Linked DNA regions of Homo sapiens: region 2 is linked to region 1. The links are chromatin loops, found by intact Hi-C in ENCODE. Cell type or tissue: HCT116. All regions are shown on one strand. Each heading gives the region's core, and the rest is flanking DNA. Links, peaks and the distances in the headings are about the cores only.

The links. A loop is a pair of places that touch in the nucleus more often than their neighbours do. Peaks named below come from ENCODE experiments on the same cell type or tissue, not always from the same donor. Only the 100,000 strongest peaks of a DNase experiment are listed, where the experiment ranks them.
Region 2: it touches region 1 in a loop (2.4-fold over the local background); 5 of 110 quality-filtered maps call a loop at or near these places.

Annotation. Positions count from the first base shown.
Region 1 is chr3:100,314,550-100,319,963 of GRCh38, reverse strand. It overlaps TBC1D23 (TBC1 domain family member 23), which reads right to left. Exons shown (of 19, transcript NM_001199198.3): 16 at 3,777-3,865; 17 at 760-895. Among named protein-coding and RNA genes, the nearest start is that of NIT2, 18 kb to the left of the region's middle. RefSeq lists an enhancer at 3,133-3,312. In HCT116, for the core only: a CTCF peak has its summit at 3,226 (motif pointing left); a DNase peak (open chromatin) is centred at 3,233.
Region 2 is chr3:100,781,705-100,787,118 of GRCh38, reverse strand. All of the region lies in intron 57 of ABI3BP (ABI family member 3 binding protein), which reads left to right. It overlaps LOC124906260 (a long non-coding RNA gene), which reads right to left and starts at 633. Exons shown (of 2, transcript XR_007095986.1): 1 at 1-633. In HCT116, for the core only: no CTCF peak of the experiment used is centred there; no DNase peak of the experiment used is centred there.

The sequences.
Region 1 (5,414 bases), core at 854-4,853:
AAATGATGTTAATTTACAAAAATTTTTAGGTGGGGTAATGGCATTGAAGTTGTGCAGGAGAATGCTCATATACTTGGGAAGTTTATGCTGAAGCATTTAGGGATGAAGTGTCACATTTGTAGACTTCTTTTGAAAGGTTTGACAAAAATGTACATATACATGCATATGTATATATATATACATACGAAATGGGGTGGTATTAAAAGGTGGTAACAGTTGATAAATCTAAGAATCATGGCCGGCCACGGTGGCTCACACCTGTAATCCCAGCACTTTGGGAGGCCGAGGTGGGCGGATCACCTGAGGTCCGGAGTTCGAGACCAGCCTGACCAACATAGAGAAACCCCGTCTCTACTAAAAATACAAAATTAGCCGGGGGTGGTGGCGCATGCCTGTAATCCCAGCTACTCTGGAGGCTGAGGCAGGAGAATCACTTGAACCTGGGAGGCAGAGGTTGCTGTGAGCAGAGATCGTGCCACTACACTCCAGCCTGGGCAACAAGAGCAAAACTCCGTCTCAAAAAGAAAAAAAAAGAATCATAAGGGTGTTCAATGTACTATTCCTTCAACATTTTTGTATAAAATTTTTCAAAATAAAAATTACATAATACTGTAAATTCAAGACCTGTAATACAAGTAGACAGAAGGGAATTATATCTTATTGTACTAGGATAAATAAAGGTTCTTCTGTAGTTCAGTTTTGTATTATTAACTTCCCCAAATTCAATTTTACTTCTTATGAAGACATTTTTAAAAGTACCTGGGAAACATGTGTCCACTTTCTTTTACTTCTTTACAAGGAAAATGATGTTTGACATCTGGTTTGTTTATCCAAGTCTGAATGTTTACAACCTCTTTTCTATCATCATCTGACATTGAAGAACTGTCAATTTCATCTATAAAAAATACAAAGTATTAAATATGGATATTACCAACTTTTAAAATGATACATTCCCTAACAGTCTAAAAAAATTTCAGTAGTATTTTGAAGATATGGATTGAAAAACAAACAGCCTGGGCACAGTGACTCACGCCTGCAATCACAGCACTTTGGGAGGCTGAGGCAGGCAGATCACCTGAGGGCAGGAGTTGGAGACCAGCCTGGGCAACATGGTGAAACCCCATCTCTACTAAAAAATACAAAAAATTAGCTGGGTGTGGTGGTGCACACCTGTAATCTCAAATACTCGGGAGGCTGAGGCATGAGAATCGCTTGAACCCAGGAGGTGGAGGTTGCAGTGAGCTGAGATTGCGCCACTGCACTCCAGCTTGGGCAACAGAATGAGACTGTCTCAAAAAAAAGAAAAAAAAAAAAAAAGAATAACGCAATCAATTCTAATCCTGCTACTCTATTTCCTTATGCCACTGATAATATAGAAATATTATTATCAAACATCACTTTCATATGGTAACAAAGTCAGGTTTAAATATTAAGAATACACTTTTAAAGATTAAACCATTTGGGGTATTTCAATTGTTTTGATATGCATAACTTAACTATGATCTGACTAGTCTGTAAAGAGATGGCTGAATTGTTAAACAATAGGCACCTATCTTGAGAGTAAAGATGGCAGATTTCGTTTTATCTTGCTGCTTTTTTGATTTTAAGGAAAATAATAAAATCAATCCTGAGATAAATAAGTAAAAATTTAAGGTTATTTTCCCTAAGAGAAATATAAAATAATTATATTTTCTAATTTAAGAAAGGGATAATACAGTCTCTAAGGTAAATAATTACAGGTTCTGTCCTTTGCTTTCTAACAAATACTGCAAAATATAGAGACATAATGAAAAAGGAAATCGCACGTTATCTACACCAGCTTAAACAAAAGTGAAACTCTCATGTATCTCCTCCTACTCACATTCTCCTCCCTTCCCCACCAAGAAATACTAATTATCTGAATTTGGTGTTATCAGTTCCATACATGTCTTTGCTTTAACATATATGCATATCCCTAAATAATATACAGTAGTATTCTATACTTAAATGTATATAAATGTATATATACACTTAAATGTATATAAATGTATATAAAAAGTAGACTACTCAACTGCATTCTTCCACAACTGCTACCCTACTCCCAACATCTGAAATTCATACATACTGATACACATAGTTTCAGTTTTCTCACTTTCATTATGGTCCAATTTTCCATATTGTAAATATGTGTGTGTAGATACATGATAAATGTAAATATGACACAATTTATTCATCCATTTGCCTCTCCCCTTTGTTAATGGAAGAAGTTGAGATATTCAGAGAGTTAACAGAAAGAGATGGCAACAGAGAGGGGAAAAAAGAAGAAAAGGAAACAAGCAGAAATATCACATTTACCTCTCTGCAAGTTTTCTGAAAAGTGATTTCATGTATCTATTAAAATGTCAAATGTGATTCCCTATAACCTAGCAATCTTACTTAGCAGTAAGATTTAAAATTTAAAATTCTTAGCAGAATTTACCCTCTGAATATACTGTCATCAGAAGCTAATCTACATATATATCTTTATATAAAGATCCAGTGTCATTTGAAACAAACAAAAAACCTGGAAAACCACCAGTGTCAACTGGAAGACTGACTAAATAAAGTATGGTATGTTTATATGATAGAAGGAGAATGAGGAGATACATGAGCTGAAATGGAAAATATGCAACATGTATTTATTACTAACTGGAAAAAGCAAGGTGAGATTTGGGAGTCTTTTTTTCTCATTCTGTACATTTATATATTTTTTCCCTAACTCAGTACACATATTAACCAATATTAGTTATGACTGCTTACCTAACTCAATACACATATTAACCAATATTAGTTATGATTGCTTAATTAGGATAAGCTGGACAGTAGAATTATAAACCAAAGACTAAATTTTTTTTTTTTTTTTTGAGACAGAGTCTTGCTGTGTCACCTAGGCTGGAATGTAGTAGCATGATCTTGGCTCACTGCACCTCCGCCTCCTGGGTTAAAGCGATTCTCTTGCCTCAGCTTCCCAATTAGCTGGGATTATGGGCATGCACTCCCATGCCCAGCTAATTTTTGTACTTTTAGTAGAGACACAGTTTCATCATGTTGGTCTTGAACTCCTGACCTCAAGTGATCCGCCCGCCTCAGCCTCCCAAAGTGCTGGGATTACAGCGTGAACCACCGCGCCCGGCCTAAATTATTTTTTTTAAAACATAACCACAGAGAAGATAAACTTCCCTGACACAGTATCACCATCTTGTGGCCCTTTAGGATATTGCCTCCAGTTTCAAGACTTCAGATGTCTCAATTTTGTAATTTTCAGTGCTTTAGTCCCACAACTCTCAATCTCCTAGGTGGCTGATCAAAGGAATTTCAATCTGATCAAAGGGATTTCAATCCCATCACTTGGATTTAAATACTATTTCCACACTGATAGCCTCCAAATTATCATCAGTTTAAACCTCTCTCCTTAGCTGAAGACACCTATAATCAACTGCCTCTACTCAACATTTCTGCTTGGATTCCTTTTTTTTAAAATTTTATTATTATTATACTTTAAGTTTTAGGGTACATGCGCACAACATGCAGGTTTGTTACATATGTATACATGTGCCATGTTGGTGCTTGGATTTCTAATACGTACAACAATTCAAGGTGTCTAAAACCAAACTCTTAATAGAAAGCCACAGATTCTCCAATTATTTCTACAGAATCTCATTTTTTTAAAAAAGCAGTTGATTGGCTATTCCCAGAATGACTGCTGTAATCACTCCTAATGACAGCAAAGCTGTCTGTAGCTAAGTGTATTACTACACCTGTGTCGTATTCTTCTTCATCCCCAATGCTGAAAACAGGCTTTACGCCACGGTAAGGCTTGCCCACTCTGTCACTGCTGCTCACATGCCTATATTCAAAGAATTTTAGGAGAGAAATAATCACTTAAGAAGTTATCAAAGATTTTTACCAAGCATCATTTGAATATTCACACAAAATGTAATTATTCCTTACCTGACCCCCCCAAAACCCCATGTACTACCCATAGTTTTAGGAGAGCTATGTTAAGGAAATTAAAAGAAGATAAAGAAATTATGTTAGCAAAAGTGGCATAAGGCCTTGGTAGGCTGAATGCTCTTAAATATGTAAAAATTAAATTTTAAACAATTTCAATATCCATATTAAAACCAATGCTTAGATCTGTTTGGCCTTGCGGAAGTTATTTAGCCTTTTGTGTTTCTGATTCCTCCTCTGTAAAATAGTGCTAACAATATCTACCTGTCAGGGTTATAGTAAGAACTAAATCAGTCAATTTTATTGTAAAACTATTAGGACAATGCCTGGTGCTACCTTCATGTCTGTTAGGTAAAATAAGTTACTAACACCAAATATTCAAATTCCAATATGATTGGTTAAGGCTTCTCATATAAGTGCAGGTGTCTTAAGGGTTATCTTCACATTTTTTTATTACTGTTACTTTTGTTTCAATAGAAATGAAGATTCTACTTTTGTTGTGTAAATATAAGCCATAAAAATGAATCTGCCTCGGCCGGGCGCGGTGGCTCACTCCTGTAATCCCAGCACTTTGGGAGGCCGAGGTAGGTGGATCACCTGAGGTCGGGAGTTCAAGACCAGCCTGACCAACGTGGAGAAACTCCGTCTCTACTAAAAATACAAAATTGGCTGGGCATGGTGGCGCATGCCTGTAATTCCAGCTACTCTGGAGGCTGAGGCGGGAGAACCACTTGAACCCGGGAGGCAGAGGTTGCGGTAAGCCAAGATAGCGCCATTGCACTCCATCCTGGACAACAAGAGTGAAACTCCATTTCAAAAAAAAAAAAAAAAAAAAAAAAAGAATCTGCCTCTTTTTCAAAAGGCAGAGGCATAAATAACATGTAAACTCAAACTTGATTAGGTCTATAGGAAGTGTGACCTTTCTTTGGAATATAAAAATTAATATCCTATTAATTTTCAGGTAATCCCAAATAAACTAACAGGTAAAATTAAAATGTGTCAATAAAATACTACATGTTTCTGAGGGGAAAAGCATTGTTTTACTTGTAGGATAAGGTTCAGCTAAAATTACCTACTACAAAGGAAGACTCTAGCTTTTTTGGGTGTGTGCATGTAACATGAAAACACTCAAAATCTTCTATTTTCAAGAGCTATTCCAATGTGAGAAAAAATCAAGTTACATGCCTTTAGTTATTAGTAGTAGTAGTAGTATTTTAGAGCCAGGGTCTCACTCCGTCACCCAGGCTAGAGTACAGTGGCGCAATCTTAGCTCACTGCAGCCTCGAATTCTTGGGCTGGAGCAATCCTTCTGCCTCAGCCTCCCATGTAGCTGGGACCACAGTGTGGGACCACGGGGGTGTGCCACTACGCCTGCCTAATTTTTTTATTTTTTCAGAGACAGGATCTTGCTATGCTGCACAGAATGGTCTTGAACTCTTGGACCC
Region 2 (5,414 bases), core at 569-4,568, 470 kb before region 1:
ACTTCATGGATAAATGGTAGTTATTTAGATGCCTTAACATAGAATTGTATCATTCCCTTTAAATATTTTTAGTAGTATAACTCTTGTGTTTGCTTAGGTAAAAAAATTAAAATTTATTTAATGTATATATATCTGATGAACCCATGACGGTTCTCTAATGAAAAAGAGATGTGAATAATACCTAGAGATATTTAGTCTACAAATTATTTAGCTTTAAGAATGTGCTTTTTGTACTTGATTATTACAGTCTCTGAATTTCTAGGAATTCACTTATCTTCAAACCAAATAATGAGGCCAATACTATAAATTCATGACTTATGAAAAGCAAGAAAGCATCTCAATATCTATTTGTGCTCAGCTACTCTTTTTATTCTGCCCAACTGTGGGATTAGATGGTGCACAATTTTTCAGATTGACATAAGCAATCTGGCTGTAAACGGAGCCACCTTCTCTCAGATCCTTTTGGGAGGAAGGCAGGTACAAATTGTTTAATATTCAAATAATTCCTTGGAAGTTGCATAAGTAAAAATAAAAGCACTTAGATGTCAACCAAGCAAATGAAAGAACAAGTAAAGTAGCTGTGATCACACTTGAAAGCTACTAACCTTCACTATAATACTGATTCTTATTAGGAGCATGCAATTATCTCTCAGGGAAACAAACCATTATTATATTTTAGCTTATCAACAATATAAATATTCTTCCAAAGCCCACTTGTATTACAAATGGATATCTATTACCTTCTTATATACATAAAGTCAACTTTATAATAATGTATCCAACTTAGCTTTGGAAGAATAATATAGCAGGGCTTTTCAATTTAATTTGTCAATTGTTGGGAGAAATTGGGCTGGTGGGCACAGGTAGACAAAGCTGAGCTCACTGTTTCCTCTTTCTTTACTCCACCTCCATCCCCAAACAAAATTTTTTGTGCCTGGTCTATATTCTTTTATTTGTTGATTGGGATCCCCTGTCAAGGAAGGACTTGCTGCCTGCCTGCAGGGAGTGAGGTCAGCAGACGGCACCCAGCTATCATCTCCCTCAGAGTAAGCTTCAACCAGAGAGCACTGAATGGAGATCTGGGCAGTACATCTCCATGTCAGCCACAGTAATTTATAGCAACCAAATGGAATTCATCCTAGGAATGCAAGGTTGGCTCAACACTCAAACAAATTAGTGTAATTCACCATGTAACAGAATAAAGAAGAAAAATCATATGATTATCCAATTATATGCACAAAACAACCTAGACAAAATTTTAAATTCATCCCCAATGAAAGCTCTCAGGAAATTAAGAATAAAAGGAATTTTCCTCAATCTGATAAAGGGCATCTGTGAAAAAGCTACGACTGCCAAAATTCACACCAGCAGTAGTTGTGGCCGAGTGGTTAAGGCAATAGACTAGAAAAAGCTGCAACTAACACTGTACTTAATGGTGAAAGACTAAACACTTTTCTCCTAAGATGGAGAGTACAGCAGGGATTTCTATTTTCACCACTTCTATTGAATATAGTAGTGAATGTTTAGCCAATGCAGTAGGCAAGAAAAGAAGTAAATGGCATAAAATTCAGAAATTATAGATAACATGATCATCTATGTAGCATATTATTATGGAAAACAACAGCTCTCAGATATTTGCCTAGAGAATACTATTTTCAAAAATTGGTGAGGAAAAAATGTTTAAAAATCTCTCCTCTCCCGGTTGTAGACTTACCTTAGTCCACCTTCCTTTGATTCTGCATAGTTTTGATCAGACTTCTTTATAGAAATGCAGCTGTTCACAAAAGTTTCTTTTCTTCTCTGACACAATTCTACTGTCTCATCCACACTTTCAGCCTCTGTTGACTCTTCTAATGCATCATTTTTGTGTTAAATGGTTTCATGTTCAGCTTTGACATCTTACTCAGAATATTTATCTTTATTATCCATCTCACATTTTCCTATAGTTTTTCTTGCTGAAGTTTTCAACTCAGATATTTCACATTTTAAAAAATTAGTTAATAAAGGAAGTGTTTGTGATCTATAGGACATATTCTTTTTAATTTTATTTTTTAAAATTTTTATTTCAATGGTTTTTGGGTTTTGTTGTTACATGGATAAACATGAATGGTTTTTTGTTACATGGATGAATTATATAGTGTTGAATTTGAGATTTTAGTGCACTCATTACCTGAGTAGTGTACACTGTACCTAATAAGTTGTAGTTTTTTATCCCTAGCTTCCTCTCACCCTCCCCCTTCTGGGTCTCTAAAGTTCGGTATATCACTCTGTATGCCTTTGTGTACTTACAGCTTACCTCCCACTTTTAAGTAAGAACATATAGTTTTTGGTTTTCCACTCCTGAGTTACTTCACTTAGAATAATGGTCTCTAGATCCATCCAAATTGCTGCAAAAGACGTTATCATGTTCCTTTTTTATCACTGAGTAGTATTCCATGGTGTATATATACCAGACATTTTCTTTATCTACTTATTAGTCAATGGTCACTTAAGTTGGTTCCATATCTTTGCAATTGTGAATTGTGCTGCAATAAACATACATGTGCATGTATATTTTTCATATAATGACTTATTTTCCTCTAAGTAGATACCCAGTAGTAGTATTGCTGGGTTGAATGGTAGTTCTACTATTAGTTCTTTAAGGAATCTCCAAACTCTTTTCTGTAGAGGTTGTACTAATTTACATTCCCACCAGCGATGTATAAGTGGCCCCTTTTCCCTACATCCACGCCATCTCATCTATTGTTTTTTGACTTTTGATAATGGCCATTCTTGCAGGAGAAAGGTGGTATCTCATTGTGGTTTTAATTTGTAGTTCCTATAGGACATGTTCTTTACAGTCTTAGACCACCTAAGGTTGTGCCCTTGGAAGACTTAAAAAAGGAAAAACAGATTCTGAGGCCTAAGGACTACAGACCTTTGACTGTTGAGGTCTCTATAAAAATCTTGTGATTCCGTAAGCCCCAGGAATATCTTGAGCTCAGTATTTTATATGTTATTTCACTCATTTTAGATATTTTCCCTGATGTATGTGTATTTTATGCATGTATGTGTAGATAGACATTGCTGTACCCCAAGGTTAGAAAGTAGCCTGCAGAGGTTGAGGTCTAAAGTGGGTCATTTTTCTAGCATTCTGCTTTTCCATGGTTTCCAGAGACGTGTCCCAGCTTAGCTGATGTGTCCTACCTATTAAAATCTCCTTGAGACCTGCCTACAGAGATGCTACAAGCCATGCACACACCAGGCCAAGGGATTGTGCAAACTACAGCCCCACAGGCCAAATCTGGCTCACTGCCTGTTTCTGTAAATAAAGTTTTATTGGAAACACATCTACGTTTCACATTGTGCTATGTACAATGTGTACTGTGTACAAAGGTACTTATACAGTACTATGGCAGAGTTGAATCGTTGTGGCAGAGACAGTATGGCCCACAAAGGTGAAAATATTTATTGTCTAGCATGGGGTTGGCAGACTGTTTCTGTAAAGGATAAATGTTTTCAACTCTGTGGGCAAAACAGTCTCTTTCACAGATATTTAATTCTGCCATTGTGCTGTGAAAGCAAGTATAGAAAAAGTTTGCCAATCCCAGTGCTAGACAATCTCTCTGACTTTCTCCCTGAGGGAAGTTGTGCAGCTATTTTTTTCATTCAACCAACATTTATTGAAAGCCCATTATGTACTAGGCAAAGTGTAATTCTGAAACCACCTTGGCACATATGATTTGGCAGATATTGTTAAATACCTGAACCCTAGACTCCTTTCTCTACACCCTAATGAGGGAACCACAATTTACTGCCCCCACATGAGTGTGCTGCACGATAATCCAGTCCCCTCAGGCTGAGGAATGTGTTTTTCTGGGCTGTAACTAAATCTTCCAGCCTGCTGGCTCCCTGCCCGTGGCTTTTTAACCAGGTGCTGAGATTTGGGACAAGAGTGCAGAAACCAATCATCCATAAATATCACCCCTTTTTGATCACAGGGAATGAAGTCACTGGTACATTTAAGAACCGATTTCCAGTTTACTGTTTGTTTGCAAAGTTTTTGTTACCATGGTTAAAAATACCCAAATTGTTACTTCATTTTGGATGATAAATTGCTGAGGGGTGAACTATGTAAATCCAGAGATTTTTGTAGGACTCTTTTATGGCAGTTGGGGGCTCATTCTGAGGCTCAAGTCTTGATGCTTACAGAGCTGACTCTGCCCTTTAGAAGATGTGTTGGTTAATCCTGCCTGAGGGAAAAAGAAGTCAGGTCACAGCTTGGGCCAGACTGTCTAATTGGGTGCCAATTCCTGAGAATTTGTTCTTTACAGTATCTCTTACTGATTTTCTCCTTTCTCTTACTGATTTTCTCCTTTCTCTTACTGATTTTCTCCTTTCTCTTCCCATTCCCTCTCTGCTACCTTTGACCTTCATTTGCTCTCCTCTGACTCAAGGCAAGAGATGTTCACTAGTCTCTCCAGTTCTGGCCCGGGTGAAATGCCTCAACAGCAGCTAGGTGCAGGAGAGCAAGTCCAGAATAAGAGCTCAGTCTCCTGCCCCCAGATCTTTCCACCGAGCCACACAGCTGCCTTTTGCATGGCCCTTCCCAATGCTTTCAGGCACCACTGGCTTCTATCCATTTCTAAAGGCTGGAGAAAGTCCAGTTTTGCAGCTGCTTCTCTATTTGATTTGGGAACTTATGTCTAAGGATCATAAGAATATGATGCCTCTGTCTCCACCTACATAGAAAATGGCTCATTTCTTCCAGTTTCTCCCTGGATAAAAAAAAAAGAGGGCAAGGGAATTTGTATCTTTGGTCTTACGTATAATGTAACTCTGCAAAATTTGGATTCTCTTCAGAGCTCCTAGATTTCTAACCTACCAGCCCCTGTGACTTGGTGGACTTGCATATGCCTGGTCAGTGACTGCTGGCAGCCTTGGACTACCTTCTGAGTCCCACACACCCGTGGCATGGCTGGATAACACATGCTTGCCAGCTATGGCCATTTAGCCCTCACACAGTGGTGGCAGCTCAAGCCACCCAAGAGACAGAGTAGAGGGCTCTGGGAATGTATTCACTCAGAGTTACTATGAGGAATAGCAGGAAGAAAATGATCAGATGACAGTAAGTACTCTGTTCTTTGCATCTTAGTGCTGAAGAGATAGGCTTTGGATCCTGGCATATGTAGGCCTGAATCCCACTGCTTCCTAGCTGTGAGACCTTGGGCAAATTGCTTAATCTCCCCTTGCCTTGGATTTTCTCATCTGTGGGATGTGGATTATATTCCACACACAGACGGTTGTAAGGATTAAGTCAAGTCATGAATATGTAAGGCACTTGCACAGTATTGGATCAAGATACTTTGTTTTTCAAGGGCAGGAAGATTTGGAAAAGGGCTGTAAAGAAGGGTCTACTCAAGACAGCCTACTAG